Regions from separate parts of the Homo sapiens genome. Here all the other regions are linked to region 1. Evidence: chromatin contacts called from ENCODE Hi-C or POLR2A ChIA-PET data. All regions are on one chromosome and are shown on one strand. The core of a region is the stretch at or near the end of the contact, and the rest is flanking DNA. Distances in the headings are between cores, read along the strand shown.

Region 1 (2,619 bases), core at 47-2,546:
ACGCTGCCCCACCCGAAGCGCTCCAGGCACAGCACCCCGGACACAAAGCAGGTGGGCACTAGCACCCCCTGCCCAGTACTCTGCCACCAGCTTCCCTCCTGCGTTCATTCTCTCACCCAGTGCTGCGGGGCCACCTGGAGCTACAGAGAGGGAGTGGGATCCACCCCCAGCAGATCCGAAGGTCTCAATCCAGGGCTTCCCTGCATCCCAGCCCCAGGTCTCACCTGCACTACCCCCATGGCTAGCACCCTTTCTCCTCACTGAGGCGGAGGTGGAAGAAGAGGAGCCAGGACAAATGGGGTTTGAGTCCCTGGGTCTGATTACGAGCGTGGGACGGGTGCCAAATTGGCCTCTTCGTCCCTCAGCTTCCTCACAAGTGAGGTGGAGACTCCCCAGGCTTCCCCGGAGCCAGGGACAGAGTGAGCGCTTGATGATCCCGTCTAAAAGTCTCAAAATGAGCCCCCTTTGGTCTCGCTCTGTCGCCCCAAATCCCTCTCCCGCCTCAGCTGCAGTTTCTCCAGCTCCCGAGGAAGGGGGGCACCCGAATTCCAGCCGCTGAGGCTGGAGTTTGGAGTTCGCCCAAGGAGCTTCCGCCCTGGGATGCGGCTGAGACCCGACAGGTGGGTCCCGTCCCCGCCCCAGATGTGCGCCTGGCCCCTCGGAGGCGCGGCTCCGCCTACGCCCAGACCCTTCCTCCCCGCCAGCCCGCTCAGCGCGCTCTGGCAAACTTTCCGCGTCCAGAACCCGCCCGCGTCTACACCTGCTCGCGGTTCAACCGCAAGCGCAAGTCTACACGGTCTCACCTGCCCCCGGGTTGCTGAAGGGTGCCTCGGTCACGGGGCCGCGTCTCCACAGGCTCAACAGCTGCGAGTCCCCGGGACTGCCGACCTCAGCCTTGGGGATCCGTCTTGACCACCCCCGGATTCGGAGGCGCCCGGGCCGGACCACCTGTGCTGGTCTCCACCTCCTCGGCAACCCCGGGTCACCGGAGATGCTGCAGCTCGAGGGTCCCGCCTGCACCATCCATGGCTCTCGAGATCCTTCAGAGCGCGGACCCGGCCGAGACCCCGCGGAGCCGCTGCGCGTGGCTGGTGCCCGCGGTCGCCCCGCAGTCCCGTATGCGGCGAAACCGCCGGGGCTGCTTACCTGGCCCGCACCCTCACGCTCCCGTCCGGGCTGCGCAGCCGCTTCTCTCACACATTTTGCGATAACATCGATGGCGAAAGAAAATGTTGTAAATCCTCCTGCGGCCACGTGGCTGTCCCCCCACCCCCTTCTCCCTTTCTCTGGCCCTCAGGACAAAAAGGCCCCGCGGCCGGCCGCTGGCCACGGGGCTCTGGGCGGGCGAAGCTGGCTGCAGCGGGGCGTGGTCTGGGGAGGGGCCGGACCGGGGCGGGCGGGGCGTGGTCGGGGCAGGGGCGGGGCGCGCTGGTTCCGGCCGCCCTCCCCGCGGAAACCGGGCCTGAGACTAGGGCTCCTGTTCCAGCTCTTGATTGGTCGGTCGGCCAGCACTGCTGACGTCTGATTGGCTGAGACAAAGAAGGGACTAAGGCCGTAGGGGTGGGGGTTTGTGGATTTCATTCTTTGCCTTTTCGCTCCGGCGGTGGCCGCTGCTCTTTCGGACCTTCCTGAACTCTGCGGCCTTTTCCTCTCTGCTTCCGTGGTCCCTATCATAACGCTACCTGCATTTCCTTGTCCTTCTCTACCAAACAGCACCTGGAGATAGGGACATGGGGTTCGTGCTGCTCACCACTGTCTCCCCAGGGCCTAGCACACAGTACGTGCTCAAAACGGTTAGTTGAATGAATTCGTGGAAAATATGCATACAGGTGTTTAGAGCTATCTTTAATGTTGGCAACATCCCTAGGAGATATTACTATTCTCTCCCGAGGATGAGGAAACCGAGGTGCAGCGAAATTCGGTCACGTGGGGATGAATGGCTGAGCTGATGCTGGGACATGCTTACATTACTGGATCTCGGATCCTCTACACAGTGATGCCCTGTGCAGTGTCAGAGCTCAGTTTCCCGTCTATCAAGAGTGTTGTGTTAGAGCACAAGATAGGTTAGAAGATGGGTTATTACTGCCAGGTCCTGTGGCTCACGCCTATAATTCTAGCACTTTGGGAGGCCAGGGTGGGAGAAGCGCTTGCGCCCAGGAGTTCGAAACCAGCCTGGGCAACATGGCGAAACCCCGTCTCTACAAAAAAAAAATTAAGAAGTTTTCTGGGCATGGTGGTGTGCACCTGTACTCCCAGCTACTTGGGAGGCTGAGGTGGGAGGATCACTTGAGCCCAGGAGTTGGAAGCTGCAGTGTTATGATTGTACCACTTGCACTCCAGCCTGGGTGACAGAAAAAAAAAAAAACCCGTCTCTACTAAAAATACAAAAAATTAGCCTGGCGTGGTGGTGGGCACCTGTAGTCCCAGCTAGCTACTCGGGAAGCTGAGGCAAGAGAATGGCGTGAACCCGGGAGGCGGAGCTTGCAGTAAGCCGAGATGGCACCACTGCATTCCAGCCTGGGTGACAGAGTGAGACTCCATCTCAAAACAAAACAAAAACAAAAACAAAAAAACTTACTTCGGCCGGGCACAGTGGCTCACGCCTGTAATCCCAGCACT
Region 2 (2,619 bases), core at 53-2,552, 250 kb before region 1:
CACGTGAACTCAGGTAGTCAGGGGAGCCCTCCTGAAAGCCATGGAGAAACACATTCTAGGTAGATAACAGCACATGCAAAGGCCTAGAAGTGAGTGTCTGAGGTGGAAGTTCAGAGTCTTTGTCGTCAGCAGGACATGGAGCAACACTTGACACTGAGATTTAGGCAGAGAGAGACAGAGAGACAAAGAGAGATAGAGAGACAGAAACAGATACAGAGACAGAGTTAGAGATACAGAGAGATAGACAGAGACAGAGACAGAGATAGAGACAGAGCTAGAGATACAGAGAGAGACAGAGATACAGAGAGAGAGACAGATAGAGATACACAGAGAGAGGCAGAGACAGAAATAGAGACTGAGAGAGGCAGAGACAGAAATAGAGACTGAGAGAGGCAGAGACAGAAAGAGAGACAGAGATAGAGACTGAGAGATAGAGAGAGAGAGGAGTGGGAGGCAGGAGGAAAACCAGAGCATGAGAGGTCAAGCAGCCAAGAGAAAAGGCGAGGTCGTTAAAGAAAGGGTCAGCTGGGGCCGGGTGCAGTGGCTCATGCCTGTAATCCCAGCACTTTGGAAGACCGAGGCAGGCGGATCACGAGGTCAGGAGATCAGGACCATCCTGGCTAACATGGGGAAACCCCGCCTCTGCTAGTAAATACAAAAAAATTAGCTGGGCCTCGTGGCGGGCCGCCTGTAGTCTCAGCTACTCGGGAGGCTGAAGCAAGAGAATGGTGTGAACCCGGGAGGCGGAGCTTGCAGTGAGCCGAGATCACGCCACTGCACTCCAGCCTGGGCGACAGAGCGAGACTCCGTCTCAAAAAAAAAAAAAAAAAGAAAAAAAGGAAAGAGTCATCTGGGTTTGGTGACTAGGAGCGTACTGGTGACCTCAGTGAGAGGGGTTTCAGAGGCTTATGGAGACAGATGCAGGTTGAAGTGGGTTGTGGAGCGCGGGAGAGGTAGAAAGCAGTAAACACACCCCCCTGCCAACACCGCTCTCAGGAGACTGGTGTGAAGGGTAGGGGTCAGGACGCTAGCTGGAGAAGGAATATGGGTTCAAGGGAGAAGGGCTTTTTTCTTTTTAATAGAAGAGATCAGCAATGTGTTTAGATGCTGATGGAAGGAGCCAGAAAAAAGGAAAAGGAGAATATTGAGGTGAGACGAGATCTCCAAATGCCCAGGTGAGAAGACCAGATGAAATGGGGCACAGGAGTAGGGCTAGCTTTGGAGAGGGAGGGGAGCCTCCTCCCCTCATCCCCTGGAAGAGGAAATGGCCTATGAGAAGCCGGTGAGTGAATGGGTTTGGTGGCAGCAAGTTGAGGAAATGCCCATCTGATGGTGCCTATGCTCTCTGCTGAAAGTGAGGAAGACGGGGTGGAGTTAGAGGTTAAAGAGAGAATCTAAGGGCCGGGCACTGTGAGGAGGGCAAGGCAGGATTGGTGGAGCCCAGGAGTTCAAGACCAGCCTGGGCAACATAGACCCTGTCTCTACAAAAAAATTAAAAATTAGCTGGGTGTGGTGAGGTGTGCCTGTGGTCCCAGCTACTCAGGAAGCTGAGGTAGAAGGATCACTTGAGTGCAGGATGTTAAGGCTGCAGTGAGCTGGGATCACGCCACTGCACTCCAGCCTGAGTGACACAGCAAGACTCTGTCTTTAAAAAAAAAAAAAAGTGGCTGGCCTCGGTGGCTCACGCCTATAATCCCAGCACTTTGGGAGGCCGAAGCGGGTGGATCACCTGAGGTCAGGAGTTTGAGACCAGCCTGGCCAACATAGTGAAACCCCGTCTCTACTAAAAATACCTTAAACCCAGGAGGTGGATGTTGCAGTGAGCCGAGATCGTGCCAGTACACTCCAGCCTGGGCGACAGAGACTCCGTCTCAGAAAAAAAAAAATCCTCCATAGTCACCTGTAGTCAGCCCTTCCTCCTACTCCCACACCCTGGCAATCAGTGAACAGTTTCCTGTTCCTGTGGTTTTGACTTTGCAAGATTGTCATATAAATGGAAACGTATGGTAGCCTTTTCAGTCTGGTTTATTTTACTTAGCACAAAGCATTTGAGATTCATCTAGTCACGTGTATCCGTAGTTTGTTCCTTTTATTGAGTGGTGGTCCGTTGTATGGATGTTCCAGAACATTTGGACTATTTCTAGTTTGGGGCATAAAATGACTATTAATAAATATTCACGTACAAGTTTTGTGTGTACATAGATTTTCCTTATACTTGAGTAAAGAGCAAGCAGTGGAATTTTTGGGTCATATGGTAAGTGTAAGTGTAAGTTTAATTTTGTAAGAAACTCAAACTTTTTCAAAGCGGCTGTCTCACCAGCAATAACCGAGAGGTTCCAGTTGTTCTACATCCTCTCCAGCATTTGTTATCTTTGAAAGCCATTCTAAAAGGCATATTTCAATTTTTATTAGATCGGTATTGAAGATTTACATTATTAAACTATGTAAACAGGCCAGGCGTGATAGTTTACACCTATAATCTCTGCACTTTGGGAGGCGAAGGCAGGAGGATCACTTGAGCTCAGAAGTTCCAGGCCAGCCTGGTCAACATAGTGAGACTCTGTACAAAAAATAAATAAATAAATCAGAAAAAAATTAGCTAGGTCAGGCACAGTGGCT
Region 3 (2,619 bases), core at 1-2,500, 150 kb before region 1:
ATCACCCCAACAGTCTTCTCATTAACCTTTGGGTTCCCGTCGGATGACAATGGCATGTCCTTAGCGCCTGGTGAGGTGGCCTCTTCTCTTGCGGCAGGACTAGCATTGAGTCTGGGGGGTTCATTCTGAGCACCTTGTGCCGGTGAGGAGCCAGCTTTCTCAGAGGCTCCACCCTTGTAGGTGGTGTCAGAGCTGGTGCTCTGGCCACTTAGTTGCCGCACTCTCTCGCCTTGATCCTCTGAACTGCTGGAGCAGCCTCCATCTAATGACTCTGCCATAGGGGACTTCAGCTGTTCTTCAGGTTGTGAGGAGCCTTCAGAATTTGTGCAGCTATCTGCTTTCTTGGAAGATGAGGGCCTCTTGGAGGTCTTCTTCTGAGGAGTCAGGGCATCAGAAAGTAACATGTGCTGGACAGTGTTAGGAAGATTGGCCACTTGAGTACTCAGAGCACTCAAACTACTCAACCCAGGATCTGTCAGTCGCTTTTCTGGTACCCCTTCTAGTCCAAACCCTTTGAAGCCTGCAGCATGAGAATTAGGACTGGGCATCATTGATGGGGTTGGACTGAGTTGAGGCATTAACTGTAAAATTCTGTTTCTGGAACCCATAGGCACACTGCCTTGCCCACACTGGAGATTCTCCCCAGTCTGCATGAGAGGAGATGGGGTAGAACTACAGCTTGGAGACTGAACCACAGAGGCAGCTGGAGAAGGGTTAGAAATGGGGCTGAAGTTCTGGTGAAACTGCATGGGGGACCTCACAGGAACCTCAGGCTGGTTGTACTGCCCCACTTGGCTTTGCAGGGGCAGCTTGGTGGCAGCGTTAGTATACTGCATCACATGCTGAGAAGGGTGTTGTTGTTGCTGCGGTTGCTGCTGCTGCTGCCCCTGTTGGGTCCCTTGTGGAATCTTTGCCTGTTCAAAATTCTTCATAGATTGAGGCTGATAGCTGTAATTGGATTGTGTTCCATAAGCCTGTGCATTAGAACCCACATTGTGTCCTTCATACTGAGATCCAGCATTCACATTGTAACTGCCATCATAGCTCTGTCCAGACTGGCTAAAACGCTGTGGTGAAGGGAAGGAGGAGGAGGAGGAGGAGGAAGCAGAAGACTGATAGTGTTGGCCAAACTGACCCACTCTTAACTGGTAACCAGCAGCAGAGGATGGCAGAGTTGAGGGCCGCTGCATTGGCTGTAGATGGGATGAGCTGGATGCTGGTTGGCCAGTGGCCTGTGGCAGGGGCTGATGGGACTGGTAAAGCTGTTGTCTCAACTGCTGGACTTGCTGCTGCTGCTGCTGGCTGGAAGCCTGCTGTTGGTACTGAGCACTCCCTGGAGAGAAAGGCCCAGTGTAATCCTGCTGATAATGTGACACACCGCCAAGGCCAGAGTGCTGTGCTTGAAACTGGCCCACATGACCCTCACTCCCATACTGATTGCCAAAGCTGCTCCCCTGGGGGGGTCCATAGCTCTGCACAGGCCCAGAAGGCCTTCGCTGAGGAGGCTGTGGGGTTCCTGTAGTCACGGGGTCTTTGTTGCCTGCCATGTAGTAAAAATCTCCAGCCTCTTTCCTGAAACCCTGGTAACCTTGATGGCCAGAGGTCTCGCTAGCCATCGCTGCCGCAGCAGCTGCTGCTCCTCGTCGTCCACCACCACTGCCACTGCCACTGCTGCCACTACTGCCACCTGTACCTCCAAAATTCTGGAACATCTGGGCCTGACGAGGGCTGAACTCTTCTAGCCGGGATGAGCCGTGTACCTCCTGTGGGTAGCTTTGCTGGTTTCCGTGGTAACTGCTTTGCTCCCGAAAGGACTGCATACTGTTCAGCAGCACAGCAGCAGGCCAACAGCCCTCCTAGAAATAGAAGAAAGAAAAACATTAGACACGCATCTCCTTGGTACAAATAAAATCAAGTCTAGATGATGGAGGGAATAAAGATGAATCAGAGGCCCAGATGAAGCTGACTGGTTTGAATTTCTATTTTTTTTTTTTGGTTTTTTGAGACAAGAGTCTCACTCTGTCACCCAGGCTGGAGTGCAATTGCACGATCTCAGCTCAATGCAACTTCTGCCTGCAGGGTTCAAGCAATTCTCTTGCCTCAGCCTCCCGAGTAGCTGGGACTACAGGCGCATGGCCACCAGGCTCGGCTAATTTTTTGTATTTTTAGTAGAGACAGGGTTTCACTGTGCTGGCCAGGCTGGTCTCGAACTCCTGACCTCGTGATCCGCCCACCTCGGCCTCCCAAAGTGCTGGAATTACAGGCATGAGCCACCACGCCTGACCTTGAATTTCATCTTTTATATTTTATCCTATCCACTTCTGAAAATGCACATATGCAGAGAAATGGCCTAAAGAGTGAGGCAAGAATCTGTAGTAGAATGAAAAGCAGCACTCTGAGTGCATACAAACCCAATACAGCAAAAACATGTATGTCTCATATATCTAATAATGCCTTATTAGACAAATGAGCCCCCAAACTCAACCAGATTAAAATATGGGGCTGTGTTATTACTGTCAATGAAAAACAGCAATTTTTCAATAAGCCTCCCAGTTATGCGGGGGAGGGGGTGTGGGGTAAGAAAAACCAAATCCTTTTTTTTTTTTTTTTTTTTTTTTT

What was found. Hi-C counts contacts between places; a loop is a spot of excess contacts on that map. ChIA-PET counts read pairs that join two places held with the same protein, here RNA polymerase II (POLR2A). Pooled maps may share reads with other maps.
Region 2: a loop to region 1 is called in a map of endothelial cell of hepatic sinusoid, with 5 times the contacts of the local background. The contact joins the enhancer-like site here to the promoter of LINC01315 in region 1. A Hi-C loop is called at or near these places in 1 of 168 maps with a recorded cell type or tissue (endothelial cell of hepatic sinusoid) and 1 of 50 pooled maps. POLR2A ChIA-PET finds 5 or more read pairs at or near these places in 3 of 52 experiments (HepG2, T-cell and activated CD8-positive, alpha-beta memory T cell).
Region 3: a pooled map shows a loop between it and region 1 (4-fold over the local background). The contact joins the enhancer-like site here to the promoter of LINC01315 in region 1. A Hi-C loop is called at or near these places in 6 of 50 pooled maps. POLR2A ChIA-PET finds 5 or more read pairs at or near these places in 4 of 52 experiments (B cell, H1, activated CD4-positive, alpha-beta T cell and 1 more).

Annotation. Positions count from the first base shown.
Region 1 is chr22:42,367,912-42,370,530 of GRCh38, forward strand. It overlaps LINC01315 (long intergenic non-protein coding RNA 1315), which reads right to left and starts at 1,297. Exons shown (of 2, transcript NR_120597.1): 1 at 1,147-1,297. LOC124905126 (a long non-coding RNA gene) reads left to right here and starts at 1,581. Exons shown (of 2, transcript XR_007068114.1): 1 at 1,581-1,793. RefSeq lists enhancers at 1-551, 844-963, 1,332-1,626 and a silencer at 1,334-1,493.
Region 2 is chr22:42,118,954-42,121,572 of GRCh38, forward strand. The region is part of intron 3 of NDUFA6-DT (NDUFA6 divergent transcript); the gene reads left to right. Among named protein-coding and RNA genes, the nearest start is that of CYP2D6, 11 kb to the right of the region's middle. Within about 2 kb of position 1,303, at least 6 of the 41 ENCODE cell types and tissues checked have a DNase peak (open chromatin) inside an H3K27ac peak, as active enhancers do.
Region 3 is chr22:42,213,486-42,216,104 of GRCh38, forward strand. It overlaps TCF20 (transcription factor 20), which reads right to left. Exons shown (of 6, transcript NM_001378418.1): 2 at 1-1,856. The coding sequence starts at 1,820. Among named protein-coding and RNA genes, the nearest start is that of TCF20, 56 kb to the right of the region's middle. RefSeq lists an enhancer at 1,498-1,997. Within about 2 kb of position 1,251, at least 4 of the 41 ENCODE cell types and tissues checked have a DNase peak (open chromatin) inside an H3K27ac peak, as active enhancers do.